2 separate regions of the Homo sapiens genome follow, and region 1 is linked to region 2. Evidence: read pairs that join two places in POLR2A ChIA-PET (ENCODE). Cell type or tissue: OCI-LY7. All regions are shown on one strand.

Region 1 (4,000 bases), 350 kb before region 2:
CAGGCCTCTGTGTCAGGCACTGGGACTGCAGGGCACCAGGGCTGCCCACTGGCTGCCAGCCTCTGCCCTGCACTGCGCTGTCCTGGCCTACTCATCCTGCCCCCTTCCAATTCTTGTTAAGGAACCCACTTTGGAGACAAGCAGTGACTGAAGAGCAGGCAGAGGCTGCTACACCACAGTGTCCTGTCTCAACCTTTCCCCACTCAGGCCCTGGGGCCAACCTGTCAGTGAGTGCCCAGGTTCCCCAGGTGCAGGCACCAGGTCAGGAGCCAGATCACTGAGGACTGGCCTTGCCCAGTGACTCCCGCCCCGTGCCCCATGTGGGGTGGTGCTGGGGCAGTGCTGAGGGAGCCAGTTTGGAAGTGGCGACCTCCTACCCTCAACTTCCCTTGGTGGGAGTGCCCGCAGCTACCCAGGCGTGCCAGGGGCAGGCCTGGGATTTTAGCCTAGTGTCTTTGGAATATCTAGTTCAGCCCCAGAACCACATCTGGCTTGCCTGAGCCAAGGGAAGGGGAACAGCCGTGGCACATCTCTAGCTGCTGGCCCTGAATGGCAGTTTCCAGGTCCGTGGCACTCCAGCTTCTGGAGACAAGGGCAGATCGCCTCAGAGAGGCCTGCTACCACCCAGCCCTGCCCTCAGGGCTGCAGAGCTGTCCCTGCCCTGCCTTCTGGCCACCACCCTGTCATGATGCCATTGCACAGAGCCACCTCCAGTGTGAACAGGAAGATTGTGTTGGAGAGAGCACCAGCCTCCAGCTACTTTTGGGTCTGGGGTTTGTTCAGAACAGTGGCTGGTGAGGCTTTGGGGGAGGGGAGCCGAGAAGGGGACTAGAGACTGGGGGGTCCCTGGGGGAAAAGCCAGCTTCTCCCTAGGTGGCAGTAGGCAGGGGAGTGGAGACTCCCTGAGATAGCAACACCTCCTGGGCCTAGGTGGGCATAAGCACTGGCCATGCTTGGTTGTCCTCTCTGCCCCTGCCTCCTGCGCCCACTGCATGCCACACATGTGCAGGGTGGTTTATTTTTAAATTTTATTTTATTTTATATTTTATTTTATTATTTTATTTTATTTTATTTTATTTTATTATTTTATTTTATTTTATTTTATTTTATTTTATTTTATTTTATTTCATCTCAGACAGGGCCTGGCTGTGTTGCCCAGGCAGGGGTGCAGTGGTACAATCACAGCTCACTGCAACCTCCGCCTCCCAGGCTCAAGTGATCCTCCCGCCCCAGCCTCTCGAGTAGCTGGGACTACAGGCATGCGCCACCATGCTGGCTAATTTTTGTATTTTTGATAGAGATGAGGTTTTGCCATGTTGCCCAGGCTGGTCTTGAACTCCTGGGCTCAAGCGATTCATTCACCTCATCCTCCCAAAGTGCTGGGATTACAGACATGAGCCACTGCTGCTGCCAAGATGGTTTCTATACACTCCCATCCTCAATCTCCATGATAGGCATACAGTAGGTGGCATAATGCCCATTTTACAGATGTGGAGACTGAGGCTCAGAGAAGTAGCAGATGCTCAAATCCAGGCTTGCAACACCACTACCAGTCCGTCCACAGGGGTTCATGACATGCTCACTGGAAGTTAGTGAGCTCTTCCAGGGGCTGGGCATACATCCAGGGAAGAAGACAGAGCTGGTGCCCTCTGGGAGCTTGCCTGCCAGTGGGGAAGAAACAAGGAGCAAGACAAGATCACACAGGCCAGTCTCTTAGGAGGCAGTGACAAGTGTGGCTGGCAGAGTAAGGCGGGAGGGAGGGAGGGACTGAGGGACTGCCTCAAGTGAGGAGGGGCGGCACGTGGAACTCAGGGGGAAAAGCTCTCCGCGGAGGAGGTGAGGTGAGTCAAGACTGCCAGGCCAGGGGCCGCACCCGCGCCGTGGAGTGGAGTGGAGTGTGGAGGGTTTTGTGCAGAATCTGATTAACTCTTTGAAAAGAGCCCCTGCAGTCTGGAGCCTCGCGGGCAGTGCGGCTCCCCTCCTGGCTGCAGACAAAACCCCACAGCTGTGGGGCCCCCACCCTGTCCTAACCACCGAAACTTCTCTTTGGTCACAGGTTGCATATTCATCGAAGAGAACTTTTCTTTGAAATGTCCCAAACATAAGGTAGGGGACCACAGTGTTTTGTAGGGCGAGGGGTGTCAAGCGGGAGAGGAGCCCCACCTCGCACCTCCTTCACAGTCCCCTGGGCCCCCTTGGCTGCGCAGCCCCGCAGGGCCCAGCCCTAGGGGAGGGAGCTCTCCCCGCCCACCCCCAGGAGCCCCCGCCGCCGTCCAGCTCAGGTCCCTGTCCACTTGCGCGCCGCCGCCGCCGAAAACCCGCAGGCGTCGGGGCATGGGCAGCCAGGGGCTGGAGGGCGTCCCTGGGACGGCCTCCCTGCAGCTCCCCAAGATAGGTGACAGAGTGGGGCAGGCGGGGGCGCGGGACGGTGGCACGGAGCTGAAGGCGAAGGTGAAGGTGAAGCTGGACGGGGTGGGGCCAGAAGGGGTGGTGCCGACGGCCTCGGGCGGAGACCCCAGCCGCGCTCTGGGGTCGCCTGGGTCTGGGGCTTAGGCGGGGGGCCCACACTGGGGGCGGGGCCTATGGACTGTGAAGTCCGAGGTCGTCGGTAACTGGCGGGCGGGCGTCTTTTGCAGAGGCTGCCGTAGTAATCCACCCCAACGGCCGGAGGAGCCGCCGGAGCCCGCCTGCCCGCCCGCCGCCGAAGGAGAGGAGCCGCCTGCGCAGCCCCCGGGCCTTTGAGCTGCTCCCAGCGCTGGTCCAGAGCCGATCCTTGATCCGGGTCCCGGATCGTGGATCCGGCCGCCTAGGGCTCAGACTTGCGGCCCCGGGTTGGGAGGAAAACCCGTTCCGGAGCCGCCTGCTCCCGGAACCGGACGGCACAGGGCGTTCTTGCCCACCCCAGGGGCCAGGCTTGCGGAGGGGGAGCCCGCGGAGCGGCCAGACTCCCCGGGGCGCTCAGCCTCCGGCGAGGGTGGGAGACGGCTTTGTCCTGGGGACACTTTCCCTCTGGAATCTCAAGACGACGTGGCACACATTCCACGTGGGTGCTGCCGCCACCCCAGTCGGTCGTGGCGTGCAGCTGGGAGCCCTGGGCTTGGGGGTGGGGGTCGAAACAGTACTGGAAGAGGCGGAGGGCGGCTCCTAGCTCCGTGGACTAGGCGGGGGAGAAAGGAAGCCTTTCTGAGAGCGGGCTAGGCCGGCACTGGAGAGGCCGGAGCCTTTGGAACAAACCGTGCGGAACGCGTCCAGGGGCCTTCCCGCCCAGCCTTTGCCAGATCTCTCGTGCGGTTCGGGCAAAGCCGGGGTAGACCTGGGCTATGCTCAGTTAGGGGTTGCGGGATCCCCGAGTGTGGGCGGGACTGGGACACCCTTTGGCCTCTGTTTGTCCCCTTTCCAGTCCTCCACCCCACCCCTGGAGCCCAGCCTGGGAGCGCAAAACCCAAGAAGCGGCCAGAACGCACCTCCGGCTCCGGCGGACGCGCGACCGTTGTGCACCACCAGGGACCGCCGCGCCTACTCTGCACGGGAGCAGGGACAGCGCTAGATTTCGTGTACAAAACCTGTGTACCCCTCTATATATATGTTACATAGAATGTATATATGTTGGGAACATGCTCGCTTCTCCCGTGTGTCGCCGCCGTGCGTCGTGCGCCCGCAACAGAGCCCCAACCGGGCCTTTGCCGGGTAAGGGGCTACCGCGACGCCACTTGTCCACGCAGCCACCACCGGCCCGGGCCAGTCCCTGCCAGTCCGTCCGCCTGTCCGTCCGTGTCCTCAGCTCTGTCCACGCTTCGATAGGCCTGACGCAGCCCCCAGCCCAGGGCCGCCCTAGCAACTTCCTGTACATATGACTGTAAAATGGTAAACGTGTGTATTATATCTGGCCTCGTTATATAGTGTATATATATGTATACATATACATATATATAATATATATGAAGACTGTAAATGTTAAGACGACTAGTGTTCTTATTAGTATATTGCTTCACACTGAAGA
Region 2 (4,000 bases):
TAGGTGCAAATCTAGATTTAGAGCTTGGACCAAGGGACAAAGGGTGGAGAGGGGCCGGAGTGTCAGCCCAAAGGGTGGTAGGAACTGAGCTGAAGCCACAGCCTGGGTCAGAGAGGGGAAGCAGGAAGCTTAGGGTTCTGTGGGAGCTGGCACAATGGGGCCAAGGTGGGGCTGGGCTTCAAATGGGGCAGGACAGGATCAGAAGCAGCACAATAGGTGGAAGGAGGGCATCCCTCTGGCAGGGGAGTCATGCCACCGGCCCATCCTCCAGCTTTGCAGATATCCTGTTTGTGACCATGCCCTCCCAGAACATGCTGGAGTTCAACCTGGCCAGTGAGAAGGTCATCCTCTTCTCAGCCCGAGCGCACCAGGTCAAGACCCTGGTAGATGACTTCATCTTGGAGCTGAAGAAGGTCAGGATCTTCTCACAGATCTTCCCTCCACCCAGGCTGAGGGCCAGCAACAGGGATCTCCCTGTTCCAGGGAAATATGACTGTGTCCATAGATTTCTGTCTACCTTAAGGCCTTTGCACTGGCTGTGCCTTCCACTTGGAATACCCTTTCTCCCTTTTGCCTGCTCCTTCAGAAAACCTTTGCCAGTGCCCCCTGCCGGGTGGCACAGCACCTCCTCTGAGGTCTGCAGCAATTGTACTCCTTACCCTCCTGCCTTGGCTGCATGGCCCGCCCACTGCATCACAATCTCTTTCCATCCCCTCTGCCCACTCCTGACTGGCAGCCCCCAGGCCTAGGGCAGGTCATCTCTGTGCCCCAGGCCCGAGGAAGACTTCAGCAGGAAAGTCTGTGAGGGATTGAGTGGGGAAGGCCTATGTGTGTGCCCTAAAGTCCATCTGTGTCCCTCAGACTCACCCTCCAGCCCTTTCTTCCACCCAGAATGCCCTTCCCTCTTCTCACCTAATGAAGGCTCCCTTCCCTGATGAGTCAGGAAGGATGTGAGGAGCAGGGGTGGCCCTAGGCCTCTGGGAGTGGGGTGATAGGGCTGTTGCCCTCACCCTGCCTCTGGCTGACCCAGGACTCTGACTACGTGGTCGCTGTGAGGAACTTCCTGCCTGAGGACCCTGCGCTGCTGGCTTTCCACAAGGGTGACATCATACACCTGCAGCCCCTAGAGCCACCTCGAGTGGGTCAGTGCCACTGGGGTGGGCTGGGGGCAGGAGGGGGAGGCTGGCCAAGGGGGCCTCCCTGGCAGATGCTGACCCGAGCCTGGCCCATAGGCTACAGTGCTGGCTGCGTGGTTCGCAGGAAGGTGGTGTACCTGGAGGAGCTGCGACGTAGAGGCCCCGACTTTGGTGTGTGCCCCAGAACCTGGAACCCCATACGGGGCGCATCCTAGTTTCACCCACTCGTGGTGCAGATGCACAGTGAGGGTTTCTTGGTGCCCGAAAGTGGCCTGGGCTGGTCAGGTCTCCTAAGGTCCAGCCGTGGCCTGTCAGTATCTGTTGGTGGCCAGACAGCCCAGCCCTCTGCTTTGCCTGAGGGGTCTCCGTGGGCATTTCCATGTTTGTGGCCTGAATCTCTCTTTATGTCTCCACATGACCTGAGAGTCCACAAACCCTGCTTTGCCTTTTTGCTTCACTTCCCCTTTATGGTCCTGTGGCCCTGAGAAAATCCCTTTCTTTCCCTGAGCCTGTTTCCTCATCTGTAAAATGGGTTTGATGGCCTGGCCTGCCTCATAGAGTTCCAGAGAAGGGTTAAGAATGTTCCCAAATCTCCCTAAAGGACCCCCTTAGTCACAAGACAAGACCCTCCTGTTTGCCTCAGACCTTTTACCCACCCCTAGGCTGGAGGTTCGGGACCATCCACGGGCGCGTGGGCCGCTTCCCTTCGGAGCTGGTGCAGCCCGCTGCTGCCCCCGACTTCCTGCAGCTGCCAACGGAGCCAGGCCGCGGCCGAGCAGCCGCCGTGGCCGCTGCTGTGGCCTCTGCAGCCGCTGCACAGGAGGTGGGCCGCAGGAGAGAGGTGAGACCAGTGTGGGTGGGGTGGGGCGGGGTAGACCAGGGGGAAGGGGCCGCTGCAGAAGGGGTGAGGCGAGTGGGGATAAGGTGGGCCAAGGGCCTGGCCAGGCTCTTGGGGCGTGGCTGATCTTGGACTAGTGTGAGGGTGAACCAGGTAGAGTGAGCCGCAGGTGAGACCCGGGAGATGGGACCAGAGATGGTTGGAGGTGTGGCCAAATGGGGTAGGGAAGGATGAAGATCAGCTGGTTGTAATCAGGACAATGGGGTCAGACCAGCCGGGGCCCGCCAGTTGGTGAAGTCTACTGGGTTTGGGGCGGTGCCAGGTGAGTGGGCGGCTTGTGGAGCTAGCGAGGGGCGGGGTCAGCTGTGACGTGGCAGTTGCGGAAGTCAACCCCGGGCAAGGGCGTGGCCAAGTGGGGCAGGGAGCCAGGTTAGCACAGCAAGTAAAAGGCGTGGGCGGGCTGAAGGGGTAAGAACAACGGGATGCGGGTGGGTCCACAGGGATGGGTGGGTGGGCGGCTTGAGAATCTGGGTCCAGTCAGCTAGGGGTTGCGTTGTCAGTTTTGACCGAAGGGCTAGGCGTGGTGTGGCCGGACTGGGCCTTCCTAGCTCCGCCTCTTCTGCAGGGTCCCCCAGTCAGGGCCCGCTCTGCTGACCATGGGGAGGACGCCCTGGCGCTCCCACCCTACACAATGCTCGAGTTTGCCCAGAAGTATTTCCGAGACCCTCAGAGGAGACCCCAGTGAGTGGCGGCCCCACCCCTCTTCCCACAGTGGGAGGGTGCTGGGCTTCTTGCTGCCATCCAAACTGCAGGCTGTCAGTCTCGGAGGCCCCACTTCTGGTGGGAGAGATGAGAGACCACCCAGGTGTGAGGCTCATTTCAGTGCCTGCCTCTGGGGGTCTTCGTGACCGGTAGACTGATCAGTGGTGGGTCAAGAACCCCCTCCCTGGGGGTTCTTTCCCATGTGGAAAAGGATGTAGCCAAGGCTTGGGCAGGACAGGTCAGTAGCACCCACCTCCCACTGCAGGGATGGCCTCAGGCTGAAATCCAAGGAGCCTCGGGAGTCCAGAACCTTGGAGGACATGCTTTGCTTCACCAAGGTGTCCAGTCCCGGACCTCAGTTTCCCCATCTGTAAAATGGTGATGCAGGGGCCCCCTCCCAGGCCCCTGGGGCCAACAAACTTGTTCTCAGTGAGACCCTCTGATTCTCAGCACCCTGATTCCCTCCCAAGGACAGCCTCTGTCCCCAGTGTTGGGCCTGGCTCCCCTTTTGTGACGTGGACCCTCCTGTTATCATATGGCCTTGGAACACAATGTGTCCCCTTTCTGTTCTGACGTGTCCCTCCTCCATCATGACACAGCCCTCTTCCCCCACAGACTCCCCTCCAGGAATCCCTCATCGAACTCAGCGACAGCAGCCTCAGCAAGATGGCCACCGACATGTTCCTAGGTGTGGGAGTGGGACTGCAGCCAGGGCTCTGGGCTAGGTGGGATCCAGCACTGTGTGATCTCTACTGGTTGCCACTCCTCCCTGATCTTCAGATTCTTTCCCTCCCGCCAGCTCAGACATGGAACACATTTAAGAGAATAGAAGCTCCCAGCTGCCTGTGGCCAAGGCTCCCAGGGAGGGGCTCAGCCCTGGGGCTTCCTGGGGTGGGTGGGCAACTGGGGGTTTGGTGGGTCTGAGTGGGATAGGTCTTTCCTACAGCTGTAATGAGGTTCATGGGGGATGCCCCACTGAAGGGCCAGAGTGACCTGGACGTGCTTTGTAACCTCCTGAAGGTCAGTCCAGCCAACTTTGCCAGATGCCCCCTTTCCTGCTCTGTGGTTCAGTTTCCCCATCTATCAATGAGTCACAGGACATTAGGGTGGGAAACCTCTCCCATGGTCCAAAGAGGAATGCATCATGCTGGTGGGGAGGGGGCTGGGAAAGGGACACCAGGCCTGTCTTCAGGTGCCCACCCTGTTCTTATGTACCTGGTATATGACATAGCCCCTCACATGTCTTTGGTGTGTAACCTCCCTG

The links. Peaks named below come from ENCODE experiments on the same cell type or tissue, not always from the same donor. Only the 100,000 strongest peaks of a DNase experiment are listed, where the experiment ranks them.
Region 1: POLR2A ChIA-PET joins it to region 2 with 5 read pairs; 2 of 35 experiments call an interaction of 5 or more read pairs at or near these places.

The regions. Positions count from the first base shown.
Region 1 is chr17:17,807,334-17,811,333 of GRCh38, forward strand. It overlaps RAI1 (retinoic acid induced 1), which reads left to right. Exons shown (of 6, transcript NM_030665.4): 5 at 2,057-2,106; 6 at 2,637-4,000. The coding sequence ends at 2,648. Among named protein-coding and RNA genes, the nearest start is that of MIR6777, 4.2 kb to the right of the region's middle. RefSeq lists a silencer at 1,709-1,758. In OCI-LY7, no CTCF peak of the experiment used is centred here; a DNase peak (open chromatin) is centred at 2,008; H3K27ac peaks cover 758 bases.
Region 2 is chr17:18,155,924-18,159,923 of GRCh38, forward strand. It overlaps MYO15A (myosin XVA), which reads left to right. Exons shown (of 66, transcript NM_016239.4): 48 at 272-413; 49 at 1,031-1,142; 50 at 1,233-1,307; 51 at 1,799-1,977; 52 at 2,600-2,715; 53 at 3,002-3,074; 54 at 3,352-3,424; 55 at 3,683-3,756. Among named protein-coding and RNA genes, the nearest start is that of ALKBH5, 26 kb to the right of the region's middle. In OCI-LY7, CTCF peaks have their summits at 620 (motif pointing left) and 820; a DNase peak (open chromatin) is centred at 2,348; H3K4me3 peaks cover 720 bases.